Linked DNA regions of Homo sapiens: region 1 is linked to region 2. Evidence: chromatin contacts called from ENCODE Hi-C or POLR2A ChIA-PET data. All regions are on one chromosome and are shown on one strand. Each heading gives the region's core, a stretch centred on a gene start or an enhancer-like site at or near the end of the contact. The rest is flanking DNA. Distances are from core to core; before and after follow the strand shown. Region 1 holds the start of CKM (creatine kinase, M-type). Region 2 holds the start of DMPK (DM1 protein kinase).

Region 1 (6,537 bases), core at 1,061-3,560, 460 kb before region 2:
GAGCCTGGACTAGTCATTCTTGCTGGAAACTCAATTTCCCCAGGTGGAAAACGGGCCCCTCCCGGAGGCTGGAAAAATATTTTGTGTGGGTAAGAGTGTAGGTTCTGGAATCAGCCCAGGGTTTGATTCCCAGCTCTGCTACCTACAACCAGCTGTGTGGCCAGGGGCAAGTTGCTTAACCTCTGTGCCTCAATTTACTCATCTAGAAAATGAGGATCCTAACAGCACTTGCCGCATGGGAGTGTTGAAAAGATTAAATGTGTGAATACAGGTGTAGCTCTCGGAACAGTGCCTGGTACACAATAAGCATTATTTCACTTAGCTGCTATTATTATTATTATTATTATTATGTTTGAGACAGAGTCTCGCTCTGTCGCCCAGGCTAGAGTGCAGTGGCATAATCTCAGTTCACTGCAACCTCCACCTCCCAGGTTCAAGCAACTATCCTGCTTCAGCCTCCTGAGTAGCTGCAACTACAGGCGTGTGCCACACCTGGCTATTTTTTTTTTTGGTATTTTTAGTAGAGTTGGGGTTTCGCCATGTTGGCCAGGCTGGTCTTGAACTCCTGAACTCAAGTGATCCGCCCACCTCTGCCTCCCAAAGTGCTGAGATTACAGGCATGAGTCACGGCACCTGGCCTGTTGTTGTTATTTTAAAGGTTCGTGCGAGGAGCTGGTGAGAAGGTGGAGGTGAGGGTGCTGCTGGGAGTATGTGAGCAGGTTCTTGGATTATCAATCCAAAGACAAAGGGCTGGGTCGGGGGAGGGCTGGGTAGCTGCCCCCACCTCTGCCTGCTGACAGTTCTCCCACAGGGCTCAGAAGGGAAGAAAAGCTCAGCCTCTGGGTCGTCAGAGGCAGGTTCAAATCCCACCTATGCCATTTCCCTGCTGTGTGACCCCAGGCCAGTCACTAGGCCTCTCTGGACCTCTGTCTCCTGTGAACTGAGCCTGCCCCGTAGGATTGCCAGGATCCTCTGAGCTTGGCCATGAGGTTGGCTGAGCACAGGCCCTGGCATGGAGTTGGAGCCTGGAACCCTGGTGGCTGCTATTATTGTTATTTGTTATTACTACTTTTTTGCAGAGATGGGGTCTCACTATGTTGCCCAGGCTGGTCTGGGACTCCTGGCCTCAAGTGATCCTCCAGCATCGGCCTCCCAAGATGCTGGGATTATGCGTGTGAGCCACTGCGCCAGGTCCTACTGTTATTATTATTTTATTCACTGGACCCAGAAAGGAGAAGGGACCCAGAAAGGAGAAGGGGCCTCCAGCAGCGGTGGGAGACGGGGATGGGAAGCAGGTGGGATTGTGGGAGGGAGATTGGGACCACGGTGAGCTGAAGCCAGGGAAGAGGAACAGGGACCCGCCAAAGACCTTGGGTGCTGCTGTCCAGGGTGGTTATTTTTAGAATCTGGCAACTGCCTGCCATCCCACCCCCAGCTGCTGCCCCGCCCCACCCCCACATTCCGGGGCTCGGCTTGCACCAAGTCAGCAGGCCCAAGACAGGTGGGCCAGGGTGGCTGGGAGGACACGGGTCCAGGCCTCGGGGCTCAAGGACATCCTGGGATGGCAGCCCAGACCCCCTCCCTTCAGAGGATGCCCCCCTAATCCCTGCCAGGGACACCCCAGGAGAGGGCACTGAGGCAGGGTGGTGACCCCCCCCACAAGAGACATAAGCAGAAAGCCCCAGAGCCACACACCCCCACCACCGCAGACTCCCCAGATCACACTGTAAACTAAGTCACACAGTCACACTTCCAAACTCAAGGACATGCCCAGGACACTCATGTGTCCGCTACTAAGTCAGAAACAAGGTCACAGGGACCCACACAGTAGCAAACGCAAAGAAAGCCTGCGACACCTGCTCTTGCAGACTCTGCTAGGCGACAGACACACCTCCCACGGCTTGTGGCGCCAGTGTTGGCGACAAACTGTAATGAACACAGGCCTGGCTCAACAGCCCCTTGCAGGGGGTGACAGTTGGCAGCTGTCAGGACCCCTTTCATCTCGGATCCCTCCCCATAACCCAAGACTTGTGCCGCAGAAATCACAGGTCCCAGTGGGGGGTTCAGGCAGCCTCACAGATGGAGGGGCCTCCCAGACACACAAGGGTCAACCTTCCCACGCACCGACCTGCCTTTGTATAGGAGGATGTTGGTGGAGCAAGGGGTGACACACAGACCCTTTCCCAAGCCAAGCCTCTAGCACCCACAGAAATCCCCTACTCTGGCCCCCACCCAGATTCCCGCCCCGTGCAGTACCTGGCTGGGCTGGGCTGAAGGGGGGCTGTCTGTATCCTGGAGGTGACACTGACCCAAAGGAAGGGCCAGCAGCCGTGGCCTTATATAGGGGGACCTAGGCTGTGCTATTGGCTGGGAGGGGTTGTCCCCAGGGAGGAGTTCTGGAGGGCAGCTGAGCCTCTCACCTCCCTGCTCCCGCACCATACCCACCCTGAACCCAGGCATGCTTTGCGCCCAGCCCCATGGCCTTGTATGGGCTGAGCCGCCCCAGGGGCTGGGCTCACGCCCCCCCACCAAGCTGATACCCTGACCAAGTGCTGAGTTGGGCTGGCGGTGGGGACAGCTGGCCCCCCGCCGGGAACATGGGACGGTGGCTGGGAACGTCCCAAGCACGTAGAAGCCACCGTCCCCTGGCCCCTGAGTCTCCTTCAGCCACCAGCCCTTCCTGTGGCCCTCGGCTCCCCCTGTGCCCCCTGGGCCCTCACCCCTACCCGAGTCCCAGCGGCACCTCGGGGAACCAAGGTGTGGCTCCAGGAGGAGCAGATACCCTGTGAGCTGGAGGAAGCAGAGGCCGGGAGAAGGACCAATTGCAATGGAGGGCAGTCTAACCCCAGAAACCCGCGCTTGGGCGCCCCTTCCTCCTAGGGACTGAGTGGAGGGGAAACTGAGGCTGGCTGAGTTGGAGAGATTCAAACTCAGGGCAAGGGTGGGAGGCGGTGGTCACCCTCCCCCCCACTTAACCCTCGCCCCCTCGGTGCCACTGGGAGATTTCCGCTGTGCGGGGGACAGGGAGGGTCTCGGTCGCCGGGAAAGGAGTTATTTTTAGAGGGCGCTTTGCTGTCTCCTCTGCCGCAAAGGCCGAGACCCGAGGCGCTGGGTATGGGGGGGTTCGGGGGCAGGTGTTGGAGGGGGGTTCGCCACGTGTCCTGGTTAATTATAACCGGGCGTCTCGGGTGTCCTCGGGCCTCGCCTCCTTACAAGGGCAGCCACGGGGCCCTGGGTGGCCGCTCCCACCTCCCGGGGAAGGGGGCTGGGCAGCGACGCCGTTCAGAGCGCGGGCGCCAGACTCGCGCAGATCTGGGCAGAGCAAGCGCTCTCGGCGCCTCGGCTGTGAGCAAGGACTTCCAGGGCTGAGAGGGGGGTTCTGTGGAGGAGAGTACAGTATAGAGGAAGCCGCTTTCTCCTCCTGGGACGCGCCAGGATTGCAGGCTGATCGGGTCTCCTCCTCCAGGGAGCTCCCAGGATTGCGACGAAGAAAAGAATGTCCCTTCCCTCTGAGTTCCTCCCTATCCCAGGGTCTCCTGGGTCTCCTTCACATCTTCTTAGGCAGGTGAGGACTGGCTTAGAGAAAGGGAGCCTCTGTGCCTCTCCCTCAGACTCCTGATCTGAGGGGGGAGGGGAGAGGGGTGCTTTAGAAATATTTACATGGGGCCCAGCCCTTTCCCAGCAAGCTCAGATTGCCGAGGGTCTCCTTCACGGTTACGGAAACTGAGGCCCAGAAAACCAAATGGAACTGGTCTCGAAACAGGGATCTATCAGGCACTTCCTGAGGCTACAACAAAACACAAAACCCCCGCCGTCCTGGAGGTGATAGTGCAAGAGGGTCACAGATGAGGGGACGGCACAGCAGCAGGGGAGGTCGAGGCAGGCCTCTTTGGGAAGATGACATCTGAGCAGAGACCTGAAGGAGAACAGGGAGCCAGCCATGTGCGGCTCTGGGGGGAACAGCAGGTGCAAAGGCGCTGAGGTGAGAATGGCTGGGCACATCTGAGGACAGACAGGAAGGAGGCCAGGGGACTGGAGCAGATGGGGCCAAGGAGAGAGTGGGAGGAAGAAGATGAGGTTGGAGGGGAGACAGGAGCAGACCCATGGTGCCCTAGGGGCTGTGGGAGGAGTTTTAATCCCATTGTGATTGACAGTGAAAATGTTAGATGGGCCGGGCACAGTGGCTCAGGCCCGTAATCCCAGCACTTTGGGAGGCAGAGGCGGAGGCGGGTGGATCACTTGAGGCCAGGAGTTCAAGACCAGCCTGGCCAACATGGTGAAACCCCATCTCTACTAAAAGTACAAAAATTAGCCTGGCATGGTGACACACGCCTGTAATCCCAGCTAGCCAGGAGGCTGAGGCATAAGAATTGCTTGAACCTAGGAGGTGGAGGTTGCAGTGAGCTGAGATGGCACCATTGCCCTCCAGCCTGAGTGACAGAGCAAGACTCAGTCTCACAAAAAAAAAAAAAAAGAAAAGAAAAGAAAAAGAAAATGTTAAATGAACCAGGTATAGAAAGACAAACATCACAAGTTATTTGTGGGATCTAAAAATCAAAACAAGGAGGCTGAGGCAGGAGGATTGCTTGAACCCAGGCAGTCGAGGCTGCAGTGAGCTGTGATCGAGCCACTGCTGCACTCCATCCTGGGCAAGAGAGTGAGACCCTGTCTCACACACACAAAAATTAATTAAAATAACTAAAGGAGTATAATTGGATTGTTTGTAATATAAAGGATAAATGCTTGAGAAGATGGATACCCCATTCTCCACGATGTGATTATTACAAGTTGCATGCCTGTATCAAAACATTTCATGGCCGGGTGCAGTGGCTCACGCCTGTAATCCCAGCACTTTGGGAGGCCGAGGTGGGCAGATCACCTGAGGTCGGGAGTTCAAGACCAGCCTGATCAACGTGGAGAAACCCTGTCTCTACTAAAAATACAAAATTAGCCGGGGTGGTGGCACATGCCTGTAATCCCAGCTACTCGGTAGGCTGAGGCAGGAGAATCGCTTGAACTCGGGAGGCAGAGGTTTCTGCGGGCCGAAATCGCGCCATTGCACTCTAGCCTGGGCAAAAAGAGTGAAACTCCATCTCAAAAAAAAAAAAAAAAAAAAGAACAAAACGTTTCATATACCCCATAAATATACACACCTACTAAATACCTACAAAAAATTTTTTAGAATAATTTTTTAAAATATTAAATGGAAAAAATCATCATCATCATCCCACTGTGAGACTGACAGGAGGCACTGAGGGTCATAAGCAGGGAAGAGGCTGGATCCATGCCACACGCATTTTGGGTGGCACGGTCCAGCCACACCTTGTGGGAGGGTTTGTTTTTTTTTTTTTTTTTTTGAGATGGAGTCTTGCTCTATCACCAGGCAGGAGTGCAATGGTGCGATGTCAGCTCACTGCAACCTCCGCCTCCCAGGTTCAAGCGATTCTCCTGCCTCAGCCTCCCGAGTAGCTGGGACTACAGGCATGGGCCACCACGCTCTGCTAACTTTTATATTTTTAGTAGAGAAGGGGTTTTGCCATGTTGGCCAGGCTAGTCTCAGACTCCTACCTCAGGTGATCCACCCACCTCGGCCTCCCAGAGTGCTGGGATTACAGGCGTGAGGCACCCTGCCGGGCCCATTGCACATTCTTTTTAGCCACACAGTGCCAGAAGCCTTTTCTATGTTCGGGGATTCCCCACTGTAAGCCCTCCTCCTTTGGAGAAGCCAAAGATGCCAGAAACTCAATTTCCCAGAATCCCTTGCAGCAATGGTCCAGGCCAGTGACCTGGGCTGAGCCAATCAAACGCTCCAGCAGGACCTTGTGCCGTGAGCTCCCTCTGCTTTGAGTCTTAAAGAAACAGTTGGCCTTGGGGAGCTTTACAACCCTCATCACGTATCTTCATCCCACCCCCCAGAGCCCGACTGTCAATCCGACCTCTGCCCCTCCACTGCCCACTCTAGCTCAAGACCGCCTCCACTGTCCCTCCTGACCCAACTTCCTCCCTGGACTCCTGTCCCAGTCTTTGCCATTCCCACCTAAACCCTACCTGCTGACCTCCCCTCCTCAGAGCTTGCCATGGCTCCCCAGTGCCCTCAAGGTAAATGAGTATTTGTTGACTAAATAAATAATAGTAACTGTATCTGGCAGATGTAGGCGAGAGTAACCACTACCCAGCTTAAATAGAAAGGACTCTGCTATTGGCTGGGCGCAGTGGCTCACGCCTGTAATCCCAGCACTTTGAGAGGCCGAGGCGGGCGGATCACGAGGTTAGGAGATCGAGACTATCCTGGCTAACACGGTGAAACCCTGTCTCTACTACAAAAATATACAAAAAAAAAAAAATTAGCCGTGCGTGGTGGCAGGCGCATGTCGTCCCAGCTACTCCGGGGCCTGAGGCAGGAGAATGGTGTGAACCCGGGAGGCGGAGTTGCAGTGAGCCGAGATCGCACCACTGCACTTCAGCCTGGGCGACAGAGCGAGACTCCATCTCAAAAAAAAAAAAAAAAAAAAGGACTGTACTATCATGTATTAGGCA
Region 2 (6,958 bases), core at 2,705-5,204:
CAATCTCCGCCAGGTAGAAGCGCGCCATCTCGGCCGGAATCCGCTCCCCAAACTTGCTCAGCAGTGTCAGCAGGTCCCCGCCCACGTAATACTCCATGACCAGGTACTGAGAAGGGGTTCGTCATGGGTGGTTGGTAGTCCCCTGAGGCCCTGATCCATCACGGATGGCTGGGACAACCCCTCCCAGAGACACCCCATCCTTGGGCAGAGACCTGCAGCCCCAGCCCAGAGATAACCATAGAGATCTGCCGGGCCAAATCAGAGACCACCTGCGGCCCCCGCCCCCGCCCCTCAAAAAAAAACACAAACAAAAAAACTTTCCTGGGATGTCACTGGGCAGATTCACTCCCCCTGAGATGTTCTGGGAAAGAGAACCCAGAGGCCACCCAACACCCAGAGAATAGGTCCCAGACACTCCTTCCCTAGGCAGTGGCCCCGTTAGAATTCCTGAAGACCTATCCCATTCCAGGTAAGAGACCCCCCGCAACAGAGACATCTTTATAAGAGTCCCCCAGATCACCCCAGAAACGGGCAGTGAAGGACACCATCCCCGTCTCAGATAGGGAAGGCCCCTCATCCACCTGACACACCCTCTTACCGCACACAGACTTTCCCACAGACGTTTCCGGGCAGCACCCCCAATCCTAGAGCTTCCTCTCCCCACCTCCTCGTCCAGTGACAGCACGGGCTCTTGTCCCTCTTCCTAGTCACCCCGGCCCGGAGCTCACCAGGTAGTTCTCATCCTGGAAGGCGAAGTGCAGCTGCGTGATCCACCGCCGGTCCCCATTCACCAACACGTCCCTCTCCTCACGGAAGCACGACACCTGCAGGGCACCCGGAGGAGCTGCAGCCGGAGACGGGGCGCGGATCCTCAAAGCCCCCCACGTCCGCCCAGCCCCTCACCTCGCCCCTCTTCAGCATGTCCCACTTGTTCATGATCTTCATGGCATACACCTGGCCCGTCTGCTTCATCTTCACTACCGCTACCTGAGGTCGAGATAGTGAGACAGAGTGGAGACGGCGGGAAAACAAAAGGGCTCGCCCAGACCCAACTCCACCCGCTTCTGCACCCAGCCGTGGCCCCGCCCCACCTGCCACACCACGCCCATTGGTCCCAAGCCCCGCCTCCAGCCCAGCCCTAGGTTCTAAGGCTCGGTCATTCATCAATTTCTAAGGCCCCGCCCCAACCCCTATGCCCCGCCCACCACGAGTCAAGTCAGGCTCCCGCCCGGTTCGGCTTACCTCGCTGAACGCCCCGCGTCCGATCACCTTCAGAATCTCGAAGTCGTCCCTCTGCAGTCGGACCTCCTTAAGCCTCACCACGATGGGCTCCGCTGGGGGGGTGGTGGGGGAAAAGAACCGAGGGTCACCAGAAAGGGCACTGGAGACAAGGGGGAAAGCCCCACCCTCTGTCTGTCTCCCCTTCTCTCTGCCTCTCAGCTTCACCCTAGGACTGTCTGCTTCCCAGGGGCTTCCCCACATAAACACCGTGTAAGGTTCTGGGGGCCAAAAATGCCCTCCCATAGAGGTGAGATGCCTGAGAAGCCCTTTGCGGGACAGGGCATTGGCCCAGAGGGCTCCAAGGGTGTGCAGGATGGTTAGGGTGGGGTAACGGAGTCTGCAGAAGGACAGACCCTAAAGAACAAGGGGAGAAGGAAATAAGACCCAGTTCTTCCACCTTCCACCCTGACTCCAGGTGACAGTTCAGGTGCAGCCAGGGCCCCACCCCCACGTTCTCATGTAGAATGTCCTGGGTAACGGCCCAGACGTGGGGTTGTATCCAGTACCTCTAGATTCAGATGCAGGTGGTTCTTGAACCACACTTTGGAAAACCCTGGATTTGGGGCTGGGGGAAGGAACAGGACAGGGAGACAAAGGTAGCATGGTCACATATCCCAGACTCAAGTGCTCCGGTCCAGCCCATCTCTCAGTCCTCCAGGAGGAGTGCTTTAGTCCTACCCCTTATTTACAGATGACAATCAGGCCTCTCAGAAGTCAAGGTCCTATGACTAGGAATGTTAAACTGGGCAGCCTGGGTGGGGGACCAGCTGGGGTGGAGGCTTGTGGCTCAGGGACTGTGGGGACAGGGAGGCCTGGACTCCCGGGGGTGGAAGAAGTGGAGGCAGGATGGAGAGAGGGATGGGTATGGGAGGGGAGGGAAGGAGAGGAGACAGTGGGTTCTGGAGGAAAGAGAGGGGTTCCGGGGGGTTCCGGGAGAGTGGGCCAGCAGGGACGAACCAGCCAGGGCTGAGGACGGGGGAGGGAGGAGAGAGCCAAGACATTGAGCCCTTTTAAGGCAGCAGGAACCCTGGCCCCCTCCCCCGCCCCAGGCCTGGCAGGGGAGGGGCCGCGAGATGCAGCTCGGGCCACAAAAGGAGTGCTCCTCCCGGGAGCGCCAGACCCCTACCCCACCCGGTCTCAGTTTACCCTGCCAACCCAACTTCATCCTCTACTAAAGGGAGGCCAGGAGAGTCATTAGGGGCTGTGGGAGGTTGGGAGAAGGTTTTTCCAGAGGCTGAATGGCCTGGCCCTTCTTGGCCTCCACCTTCCCATCTGTGAAATGGGAGGAGGAGGGAAAGGAACCAGGCCTGGGTCAGAAAGAGATGGACACAAGAGGAAGCAGGGGAAGGCGGAGAAACAGGAAACAAGTGTCACACACAGTTTGTTACACACAGGCCAAAAACCAAACACCAGTCACTGAGGGCCAGACATATGAGGGCCAGAGGGGCAGGGTGCTGGGAATGAAAGAAACCAGTGACCAGTGAGCCCGAGTCCTGGGCTTGGGGAGGAGGTGGGCAGACAAGGCAGCTGGCAGAAGCGGAAGCATCCTCCTTCCAGCCCTGGCCCCAGGCCCTGGAAAGCCCTTGCAAGAAGGGGTTTTGTGGGACAGCTGGAAGGTTGGAGGCCCTGGGCCAGGAGAACTAAAGGACGCAGGGACCCGGGGTGGCGGGAATGGTGGCTGACCCACACGGCTCATAGGAACCGAGACTTTGGGGCTGGGGGTGGGGGTGGGTGCAGAACCTACAAAAGAAGGAGACACACCCAGAAGAACCCAAAGTTGTCCCTCCTGGATCGCAGAGGAGGGGGCACTGGTGGCGCCTGTCTGCAAAGCTGGTTCTCCCACAGGGCCCGCGTGAGTCACCGCCCTCCCAGTGCCTGGGCACCTGTTGGGGCAGCTGGAGAGGCTGGCGCCGAACACCTGCCTGTCGGCTGCGCCCCTGGCAGCTGCCCCATGCTGGCCCTCCTGGCTTGCCCCAGGCCACAGGAAACCAGGGGAGAGGGCCATAGAGCCCACTTTTGGGGGGAGGGTCCTAGGAGAGGGAGCTCCCAGCATGACCCTGACCCTGACCCTGAGGCGGGGTGCAGAGAGGCCATGGGAGGCTGTTGGCAGCCTAGCCTGCTGTGACTCCTAAGCCATGGCTCTGAGTCACAGCCACCCTAGCCTCTGCTGACCTTACTCTGCCCCTCCAGAGTGGTGGCATAGGACAGAGAAATGTTGCCCCAGGGCCCAGGTCCACACTCTGAGCCCCAGGATGGGAGGATCTCCCCATGCCCATCCTGCCATCCTGCCCCCCCAACAGCCAGGCCTCTGTGCCCAGACCTGTCTCCTGCCCCACCCCCACCCCATCTGCAGGAGCCCCGAGGGTAGGCACTCACCCCACTGCAAGAAGTCGGCCACGTACTTGTCCTGGGCCAGTTCGGAGGCGCCCAGCTCCTGGTGGACGCCCAGGAGAAGGTCGAGCAGGGGCTCCAGCCCCAGGAAGCCCGGGTCCAACACCAGCTGCTGGAGCCGCCTCAGCCGCACCTCGGCTGACATGTTGGACAGGCAGCACCATGGCCCCTCCCCGGGCCGGGGGCTCGGGGTCCTCCTGTCACAGGGCCTGGCAGCCCCTGTCCAGGCCCTGGAGCCCTGGCTGCATGTCTGCCTGTCCCTGGCTGTCCCCTGGGCCTCTCTGGCCACTTCTCTCTGCGGCCGGCCGAGGCCTCCTCCCCTTCTCCCCACCCCTTGGTCCAGCCCCCCTCCCGCCTCCCAGCCTTAACCCCTCACAAGCCAGCCCCCCAAGCTCCCTCCTTCCAGGGCCCTTCAGAACCCTTCAGTGCTAGAGTAGGGGGAATGCATGGAGAATCTCAGCTGTCACACTGTCACCCCAATAAAAAGGTAGAGCACAGAGGAAGCCACAGGTGTGATGAATTTCAAGAAGAACCTGCCCATTGCTGAAACAGGGCCAATTGAGGCTGAGTGACCCAGTAGCAACCACCCCCTTGCTCCCGACAAGCTCCAGAACTGGGGGCTAGGGGGTGAGGGCTGGGGGTTGGGGCTGGGTGGGAGAAAGGGGTTGAGGCCTGGGAAGGGGACGGGAGGCCAGGGCAGCTTCTTGGGTGACTCAGAGATGGATTCCGACTCGGACAGTTAAATTTAGCCCTCAGGCTCTCTGCTTTATACCAGCTTTTTTTTTTTTTTTTTTTTTTTTTCCCAGGAGGTGGGGAAGGGGTGGTGAGGACAGGACCAGGAGGGGGCACCCTCAGAGCCTGAACAGGGGTGACCTGCTGCCCAAAGGCTGGGGGAGGAAAGTGGTGGAGCCAAGCCCTCCCTGGGCAAACGAGACCCCAAAATAGCTCCTTGGCCCCTGGCCGGGGAGCCACATTCCTGCCCAGGCTGGGATTAGAAACAGAAACATTTCGGGGGGTGGAGGGTGGCGCGGGAAGACACACTCCCTGCGGCTCCGAGAGCCAAGAGGAATCTGAGCTCTTCTTTCCAGGGTGGACGGTTCTCCAGAGTGGAAGTCGGGGCCTCCAACCGGCCTGGGGTGCCTGGGCCTTGAGAGGGCCAGGCCTGAGAAACTAGGAGGCAAGGACCGAGGAGTCCCAGCTGGGCAGGGCCTGGGAAACGTGGTCCTGGGCAGTTCTGATAATTTAAAAAACACCGAGGACTTTGATGAGGGGCCCTGGCTGCGGGCAGGATGCTCTTCTCCCCAAGAGGGTCCTGCTCCAGCCGCTGGTGTGGGTCACCAGTTGTGTGACTCGCAGGTCCGTTCCCTCCCTGGGCTCCGGCTTTTCCTGCTATGAAAAGGGGTGGGAGGCGCTGGGCTGGGAGCAGGCCTGCACTCCTCCTCTGGGGAAAGCGGACTGCCTAGAACCACAGAGTACACACACAGGTCCTCTACATCATCTCCTCCGAAGGGGACAGACCCGCTGAGAAAACAGGGAACTTTAGTATAAATAAGAGGTCCTGCGGGACAGGGAGGAACCTGAGGGGCTTCCATAATTTAACACTCTTCAAAAGCACAGACAATAGCAAGGGCAGCTGGGGTGGGGGCCGGGCGAGGGCTGGACCACCCCCGGCCCTGCCCACTCAACTGAGGGGCACACTGCAGACCTGGGGCTCTTGTGGCAGGGGCGGGGAGTCTCTCCCCAGGAGTGACCAGTCACATGCTGGGGACAGGGATGAGGGTAACACTGATGTTTCAGAGGAAGAGGTCATTGTACTTGGCAGTGGGTGGGGGACAAGGCTGAGGCCACAAGGGCTATTACATCGCCCGTGTCCGGGCCAGTCTGGGGGGCCCCCAAATTTTGTGCAGGTGGGGGGACTGGAGCAGTCCATCCATCATGGTTAGTCTTGTTAATACGTTGATCTGTGAGGTCAGCAGGGAGGGTTATGGCTAGGAGGCTGGGGGCATGGGGTTGGGGGGGCCCGATATCCATGGCTTCACACCACTGTGCCACTCGGGGAGTTGCCTGGTTGGGAGGAGATGCCCTGGGGAAGATGAGAGGGAGAGATGGGAGGGGTTAGAGACCACCTGGGCTTCAGCCAGTGTCAAGGGGAGGGAGCCAGCCCAGAGTCCCCAAAGCTGCTGCCACCCTGGCCTTGCCCTTGGGTCCGCCCTAGACCCCCCAGAGGCCACTGCTCTAGGCTGGGAACTTGCATCTTAGCTAGCTTCCTGTCCTGGCAGTCAGCACTTTCACGCAATAATCAAAGTCCTTGGCGGATCCTGAGTGAGACCATGGGGTAAGGGTAAGGGTGGGAGGGGAGGGGGAAACTGGAGCTCCCTTCTAACTTGGGAGGGACCCTGAGGTGCTGGGGAAAGAACTCAGGGACAGTCCTACCTCTACCACTGACTTGCTGGGTGACCTGGGCCAACTTCCTTCCCCTGTCTGGGCCTCGGTCTCCTCGTCTGTGAACTACGGAGACAGAGGGGTCTCTTTTAGGACTCAACCAGACTCCCCAAATCCCACCACTCTTGCCTCTGAGTCACTCAGACTGTGCTCTCAAGTTCTAGGGACTCAGGACTCTACGATTCCAAAACTGAGGATCTGAGGAACCAAGCCACGGCCTCCAGGACCCTGGGCAACTGAGTCCAAGCCCTAAGAAGCTGAGACACCCAAGACGAGCTCCGAACTTACAAGATGCCAGGCCTGATTCGCCTACTATGACCTTCCCAACGCCACAGCCCACCCAGGAGGCAAGCACATCCACCCACTGCCCATCCTACAGGCTCTGTTCTAAGAGGTGATGAGTTGGAGGTCAGAGGGGGCAGTGACTTGTCCAGGGTCACAGAGGGAGTGGGACTGGAACCCAGGCCTGGGATTCCCAGCCTGTGCCTTCAGCAGGAGGCTCAGATCCTGAGTCCCAGACCCAGGCTGGCAGCCATGCCCACAGGCTTGAGCTCGCCCCTAGTTTTGGCCTGAAGTACTCAAAAAAGTTTCACGATTTAAAAAACAGATGTTCAACAGAAATAGATTCTGGTTCGAGTGACAGGCAGTAAGACCTGGCCATGTGGGGCCCATCTGCTGCCCTTCAGACGGCCAGCCTTGGATGCCCCAATTCCTAGCTGGCTCTCACACCCACCCCTCTTTCTGCTGCCTGCTGCCTAGGGCTAGACCCCCTCACTCTAAGGATCTGAGAGGTCTTGTACTGAGACACTAAGATTTCCCTGGCTTCCCCTCACCCCACGGAGCC

What was found. A loop is a pair of places that touch in the nucleus more often than their neighbours do. ChIA-PET counts read pairs that join two places held with the same protein, here RNA polymerase II (POLR2A). Pooled maps may share reads with other maps.
Region 1: a map of gastrocnemius medialis shows a loop between it and region 2 (2.1-fold over the local background). The contact joins the promoter of CKM here to the promoter of DMPK in region 2. A Hi-C loop is called at or near these places in 2 of 168 maps with a recorded cell type or tissue (gastrocnemius medialis and sigmoid colon) and 1 of 50 pooled maps. POLR2A ChIA-PET finds 5 or more read pairs at or near these places in 1 of 52 experiments (Panc1).

Annotation. Positions count from the first base shown.
Region 1 is chr19:45,320,565-45,327,101 of GRCh38, forward strand. It overlaps CKM (creatine kinase, M-type), which reads right to left and starts at 2,311. Exons shown (of 8, transcript NM_001824.5): 1 at 2,257-2,311. RefSeq lists an enhancer at 3,035-3,277.
Region 2 is chr19:45,778,536-45,785,493 of GRCh38, forward strand. DMPK (DM1 protein kinase) reads right to left here and starts at 3,955. Exons shown (of 15, transcript NM_004409.5): 1 at 3,658-3,955; 2 at 1,243-1,334; 3 at 904-987; 4 at 729-824; 5 at 1-106. The coding sequence starts at 3,817. It overlaps DMWD (DM1 locus, WD repeat containing), which reads right to left. Exons shown (of 5, transcript NM_004943.2): 4 at 6,106-6,180; 5 at 4,412-5,755. The coding sequence ends at 5,708. RefSeq lists a silencer at 1,017-1,186.